2 separate regions of the Homo sapiens genome follow, and region 1 is linked to region 2. A link is a contact called in ENCODE Hi-C or POLR2A ChIA-PET data. All regions are on one chromosome and are shown on one strand. Each heading gives the region's core, a stretch centred on a gene start or an enhancer-like site at or near the end of the contact. The rest is flanking DNA. Distances are from core to core; before and after follow the strand shown. Region 1 has its middle 20 kb from the start of GNA12. Region 2 holds the start of GRIFIN (galectin-related inter-fiber protein).

The links. Hi-C counts contacts between places; a loop is a spot of excess contacts on that map. ChIA-PET counts read pairs that join two places held with the same protein, here RNA polymerase II (POLR2A). Pooled maps may share reads with other maps.
Region 1: a loop to region 2 is called in a pooled map, with 2.9 times the contacts of the local background. The contact joins the enhancer-like site here to the promoter of GRIFIN in region 2. A Hi-C loop is called at or near these places in 1 of 50 pooled maps. POLR2A ChIA-PET finds 5 or more read pairs at or near these places in 4 of 52 experiments (AG04449, H1, activated CD4-positive, alpha-beta T cell and 1 more).

The regions. Positions count from the first base shown.
Region 1 is chr7:2,862,524-2,865,620 of GRCh38, reverse strand. No RefSeq gene overlaps it. Among named protein-coding and RNA genes, the nearest start is that of GNA12, 20 kb to the right of the region's middle. RefSeq lists a silencer at 926-1,005 and enhancers at 1,783-1,912, 2,561-3,097. Within about 2 kb of position 1,825, at least 39 of the 41 ENCODE cell types and tissues checked have a DNase peak (open chromatin) inside an H3K27ac peak, as active enhancers do.
Region 2 is chr7:2,474,332-2,477,680 of GRCh38, reverse strand. GRIFIN (galectin-related inter-fiber protein) reads left to right here and starts at 1,283. Exons shown (of 5, transcript NM_001394787.1): 1 at 1,283-1,309; 2 at 1,682-1,761; 3 at 1,853-2,012; 4 at 2,374-2,540; 5 at 2,796-2,953. The coding sequence starts at 1,298. The coding sequence ends at 2,811. RefSeq lists an enhancer at 3,214-3,349.

The DNA.
Region 1 (3,097 bases), core at 576-3,075, 390 kb before region 2:
CTAGGGGCCTGGGAGTGTTCCCGGAGGACGGGAGCCCTGTGAGGGGCATCTGGCGGCTGACACTGATGAATGGCTGTGCCGGGCCAGCCTTACCTGGGCAGCCAAGGCCAAAGCTTGGGGGCAGGAGGAGTGGCAGTGACACGGCTGCAGCTGGATGGAATCCGGGGCCTGAACCCCAGCATCCCCTCCCTGACACCCTACAGCTACCCATAGCCGGGGAGGTGGGGAGGTGCCGGCCCTCGGCCCACAATGCTGATCACATCTGTCTGGTTCTGAGGAGGAAATCCAGGACCTAATGAGAACAAATGGCAGCCTGGATAACTCATCTGTGGTCACAGATGAGATTTCCCCACCCGCTGCACCCCTAATTCAGCAGAGGCCATCTATGGGTTTCCTTGTGTGGCATGAGCGACACCTGGTGGTCACAGATGGGAATTTCGAGTCATGTTCTTCAGGCTGCTTGGGACACCCCACCTGGACCCCATCCCACTCTGGGCAAAGGCAAGACCACCACTGAGCTCAGGGTGCACCTGAGACTTGGCCGCAGCAAGGAGATGTAGATACAAGGATCACGTCAGAAGACGTTTCATTCATTCATTCACGTTCCCAAGCATTTAGTGAGCGCATACCAGGTATCAGGAAGAGATGAACAAAATGGTTTTATGAAGTTTGCATCCTAATGAGGAAAGCAGATAACAAGCATGTAAATATCAGATAATTCCTTACTGTTAAGTGCTGTGAGAATTCACAAGGTTCAGAAATTGAGTCAAAAATCTTTCTCAGTACCCTCAATAAGCTTCATCTCAGGCCGGGCGCAGTGGCTCACGCCTGTAATCCCAACACTTCAGGAGGCCGAGGCGGGGTGATAACTTGAGGTCAGGAGTTTGAGACCAGCCTGGCCGACAGTGAAACCCCGTCTCTACCAAAAAATAGAAAAATTAGCCAAGCGTGGTGGCACATGCCTGTAGTCACAACTACTCGGGAGGCTGAGGTGGGAGAATCATTTGAACCTAGGAGGCAGAGGTTGTAGTGAGCTGAGATCTTGCCACTGCACTCCAGCCTGGGCAACAGAGAGAGACTCTATCAAAAAAAAAAAAAGTGTAAGCCTCATCTTAGCTGAATCCCTGGACACTTACCTTGCCACAGGTCCCAGGCCCCAACCTCAGGAACTTTATATGGACTCTTGCGAAAGTGAGGCAGTGGAGTGACTGGGCAACGGATGTGGAATCAGGAAGACCTTGGGTTCCAATCCTGACTCTGCCACCTCCTAATTTTGTGGCCTTGGGCACATTACCTACCTTGTCTCAGCCTGTTTCCTCAACAGAGAAAAATGGGAATTACAACAGGACCTTATTACAGGACCTACCTCCTAGTTACAAAACTTAATGCCATAACTTACGGTCAGAAAAGTGCTTGGAGCATCTCCAGACCCAGAGAACCACTTGCAGTAAATATTAGCTGCTATTGTTATTGATATTACTATTGTGCCGACACTCCAGACCTTCTCCTCCTCCTCCTCTTCCTCCTCTTCCCCTCCCAACCCCAGAAGCCAGGAGAAAGAGGAAGGACCGCAGCCAGTCCCCCCGACCTCTCCCCTCCTTCTCCAGGGCTCTCCGGCCAAGGCTAAGCCAGCCCTTCAGTGGGGGACAAGATGAGTGCGAAATTGCATGTGAGATGGCAGTTTCAGACTCAACCAGACTGGCCTTTCTATTGCCCAGAATTACCCAAGCTGAGGCTAAGGGACAGGAAGCAGAGATTGGAAAGGGCAGGGCTGACGGGAGTGAGTCACTGGTGGGGAGAAAATGAACCACTTCCTGTGTGTTCCCACAGAGGTCAGGGCCCTCAGCAAACAGCGACAGGCTACAGGCTCGTTCTCCGGGCCTGGAGGAGGCTCGGTGCCCAGCGTCTCCGGAGGACTGGCTCTTCCCTCCGCCTGGGGAGTTTGCGGGCCCCAGACACAATCCCCAGGGAGGGGCTCGGCTCTGGACAGCCTTGGCCTCTTTCCCCAGATTTCCCCAGCACTCACACTCTCGGGAGGCTCAGGGTCTGTACTGAGAAGGGCCCTTGCTCGGCGTGGTGCTCTGCTGTGGCTGTTTTGAAATTCGTAATACTTTTTGGACAAGAGGCCCCACATTTTCATTTTGCACAAATTGTGCAGCCGGTCCTGAATCATTGCTGGCTTTCCAAGGTCACAGCCAGCAAATGGAACTAACTCCAGGGCTCCTGGTCATCTGTGCCCCCACAGATACCTTCTGGGGGTCTCTGAGGTCAGGCGCCCTCACCCTCCTCCTTCCCTGGAACACGGGCGACCACTGCCCACTTTGCCGCTGCGGCACCCTGAGCGCCGTGGCCCGTGCAGACCACCAGAGGAAGGATCCCGGGAGCCAGGACAGGGCAAGGAGGTTACTTGTTGGGGCAGAAACATGGCTACTGGTCCCCTAGGGCAGAGAAGACTGCAGGAAGTGGGGAAACCTGCCAGACAGCCACCCTGGGAGAGGAGGAAGACCTGTCATCCAGTAGCAAAAAATGCAAGTTCCGTGGTGGTCTAGCGGTTACAGGGAGGGAAAAAAATGCAAACACTTAGCGAGCACTGCCAAGGCGACCGGCATGTTCTGAGTTCATTCTCTGCATTTACCCCTTTATCTCCACCGGGTCACTTCCGTTTTACAGAATAGAAAACCAAGGGCCGGGTGCGGTGGCGCACACTTATAATCCCAGCACTTTGGGAGGCCGAGGAGGGCGCATTGTGAGGTAAGGAGTTCGAGACCAGCCTGGCCAACATAGTGAAACCCCGTCTCTACTAAAAATACAAAAATTAGCCAGGCGTGATGGCACACAACTGTAATCCCAGCTACTCAGGAGGCTGAGGCAGGGGAATTGCTCAAACCCGGGAGGTGGAGGTTGTGGTGAGCCAAGATCCTGCCACTGCACTCCAGCCTGGGCAACAGAGAGAGACTCCGTCTCGGGAAAAAAAAAAAAAGAAAACAAGGCACAGGGAGGTAAGGAAGTTGTTCAAGAGCCTACAGAGCTAGTGCCTGGCAGAGCTGGGGTCTACGCCAGGATGCACTTTGCACCCTGCCTGTTCTCCATACGTTAA
Region 2 (3,349 bases), core at 34-2,533:
TGAGGCCCCTCCCGGCCTCAGCAGTCCCACCCTCCTACCAGGACGTCCGGGCACAGGCCCCAGCGGCAGCACCCATGGAGAGGTCAGGCGGGACCCAGGTCAGCCCTGCCAGGGCTTGGAGAGAATGGCTGGAAGGGACCCCTGCGGATGGGGGACTGGAGGGCCCACTCGAACACGGGGACAGGGCGGCAGGAGACGTGAGAATGGAGAATCCTGGCGGGGGCATCCTGGGGGCCAGGCCTCTTCAGACACACAGGCAGGGACACAGCAAACCTCCCTGTCACCCAGAGTCTCTGGAACTCACACCCCATGCCTCGCACACTCATGGGCTCACACAATCGTCCGGCCTGCAGCCAGGATACCCACCCACGAGATCACTGCACACGCACTGCACATGGCTGCACATGGCTGCACACACACCCACCTGCAGCAGCCCTAGGGCTCTGTGCCCCCTCCAGGTCCACTTCGGGCCGGTTCCCGTCCTCGGAGGCCCCAAAGCTGCCCGACAGCCTGAGACTCTCTCTGCTCACCTCCCTTCCTCCTTGAGGGCCCAGCTGGTCCCCCCCATGCTCAGCCTGAGGTGGGGAGCATCCTGGGTGTGGGAAAAGCCCTCCCCTCGCCTGCCAGAGCCTGGAATGCGCTGACCAGCGCCGGCCTAATCCTTGCTGTATGCCCCATGGGGTGGCTGAGCCAGTGGGGGCAGGCGGCGGGGGCCAGGGTGGGCTGGGGGACAGGCCCTGCAGCACCACGTGGTCAGACGGGACCTGGGAAGCCAGGGCAGGGGTCGGCAGCCAAGCCTCCCCTCCTAAGCCTGCCCTTGGCCGGATGGGAGGGTTCGAGTCCCTGGAGGGGCCCGTGATCCCGGAGGAAGAGCCGGGCCAGGGTCCCTGCCTAGACCTTGCCGTCCCAGTGAGAAAGGAGTGGCTGCTTTCCTGGATCCTGAAGGAGTGAAGTGGGTGAGAGTCAGGCAGGAGAGGGCTTGGGGGAGCAGGGGCAGGTGACCCATCTCCCTTGCGCCTGCACAGAGAACCAGCTGGAAGGGAGAGGCCCGAGGGGTAGGGAGATATGGGCTGGGAAGGGCCCAGAGACCTTGCCAAGTCACCCGGGGGTGGGGCCCGGCGTTCCCCACCCCCAGCCCCCCCACTCCGGGCGCTCCCCACCCCCAGCCCCACCCCGGCGCTCCCCACCCCCAGCCCTCCCCCGGCGCTCCCCACCCCCAGCCCCCCGGCACTTCCCACCCCTAGCCCCCCATCTATACCCCAGGCTCCCCGCGCCCTCCCACAGTGGCTGGGAGCAGATGGCAGTGCAGGTGGGTGAGACCCTGGACCTGGAGAAGGAGAACGGTGCAGGGCTGGGGGCTCCCTGAGCCACCCGTGCTCTCTCTGCACAGAGATGGGGTATGGGCTCTGGCCTCTCATCAGATCTCAGGGCTGAGAGGGCGTCAGGGTGAAGGTCCCCCCAGAGCTGGCCTGCTGGGCAGGTGTGTCCCTCCCACCCCAGCCCTGGTCACCCTGTCACAAAGACACCAGATGAACAGAGCCTTAGCCTATGTCTGGCACTGGGTTGGGGGCAGGCTGGGTGGGCAGGGACCTTCCTGGACAGATGGGATAGGGTGGGGGTGGGGGTGGGAGGGAGGAGGCTGCAGCCCCATGAGGCTGGTCCCCCTGTCTCTTCCACTCAGTCTAAAGCCTTCTGTGCGGGCGGCCTGGCCCCCGGCTGGAAGCTGCTGGTCCAGGGACATGCTGACTCTGGAGAGGACAGGTCAGCGGCACCGCCCTCCCCTCGCTGGGCCTTGGGCTGGGTGGCCGGCCCAGCTCTTTGCAGCTCTTGACCCGCACCATGTCCGCCCCAGGTTCGAGACTAACTTCTTGTTGGAGACGGGGGACATTGCCTTCCACATCAAGCCCCGGTTCTCCAGCGCCACTGTGGTGGGCAATGCCTTCCAGTACGGCCGCTGGGGCCCGGAGCAGGTGTCTAGCATCTTCCCGCTGGCCCCGGGGGAGCCCTTTGAGGTGACAGGGGCCTGGGTGGGGCCTGGGCTAGGCAGGGAAGGCCCGTGGGGGAACAGGGGGCCAGTGGGCAGCGGGTTCACGGTGGACGCTTACAGGTCAGTGGGCCAGGGCAAGGTCTGGGTGGCCTCCCTGGCCTCAGTTTCCCTACGTGTGCAGTAGGTACCCACCACCCTGGCTACCAGCCACCCCATCTTGGGAGAAAGGAGGGGACTTTGGGCTGGGGGCTCCAAGCCAAGGGACCCCCGGGGCCTGCCAGGCTGTCCTTCCTGGAGACGGCCGGCAGGCACATCACCGTTAAAAGCGGGACCAGACCCCAGGCCCTGGGGGCTGGCACTGAGGTCACTGGCCCCAGCCTGCCCAGATAGAGGTCAGCTGGGACGCGGAGCACTTCCACGTCTACGCCCCGGAGCACAAGGTGCTACAGTTCCCATGCCGTCAGAGGCCGCTGGGCGCCACCACCAGGGTGCGCGTGCTGAGTGACCACTGCCTGGCCCAGGTGGAGCTGGCCAAGAGGGGCCTGAGCTGGGGGTAAAGTCCCTGCCTCTACCCAGGTCCCTGCCCATTCCTGCCCCACACTGCCCACCCCAGCAGGGATTTTGCTTCTCACCCTGATCCGGGGACCCTCCTCCGCCTGGGGAGGGGTTGTCTGCCTGGCGTCCCACCCTGCTCCTCTCCCTGCCAGCCCTGCATATCCGGCCACGGGAGCAGGGCCATGGTCCACCTCCCACCCTGGTCTGTGCATGGGCAGGGCAGGAGCTAGGGACGTGCCTTGGATGTTTGCAGGGACCGGGGCTACTGAGTGACACCTGCACCCCAGGAGCCAGCCTCGGCTTGTCCCATGTCCAGGGTACCTGGAGTCCCACCCTGGGGCAGCTGGGTGAGGGGGTCTGTGGTCCTGTGTGCTCCTCGCAGCTCCACCTTCAATAAACTCTGAGAAGGCTGCAGGCGTTTGGCTGCTAGGGGGTGGCAGGGGGAGGCTCAGGTGGGGCCGGTGCTACGCAGCCCTGGAAGCTGGGGGGCTGGGGGACCCTGAGACCGACACTCCAGAGACGACCCAACCCCCTCACTTTGTCCCCAGGATGCTGAAGCTCTCGCATACGGCGGCCTGCATACGGCCTCGCCGTATACGGTCTCGCATACGGCCGGGATGGACCTGGACCGGGGAGGGGTGTCGGATGGCATCCTGTGTGGGGAGGGCACCTGCCATGGGCCAGAAGGTCCCAGCGGGGCCCAGGGGACTGAAAGGCAGGGGCAGGCATGGCCTGGGCCAGTCCCCACCCAGGACCACTGGGCTCAGGCTCTTGCCACGGCTCAGCCCTGGTGGGAAGGGTCAGCCC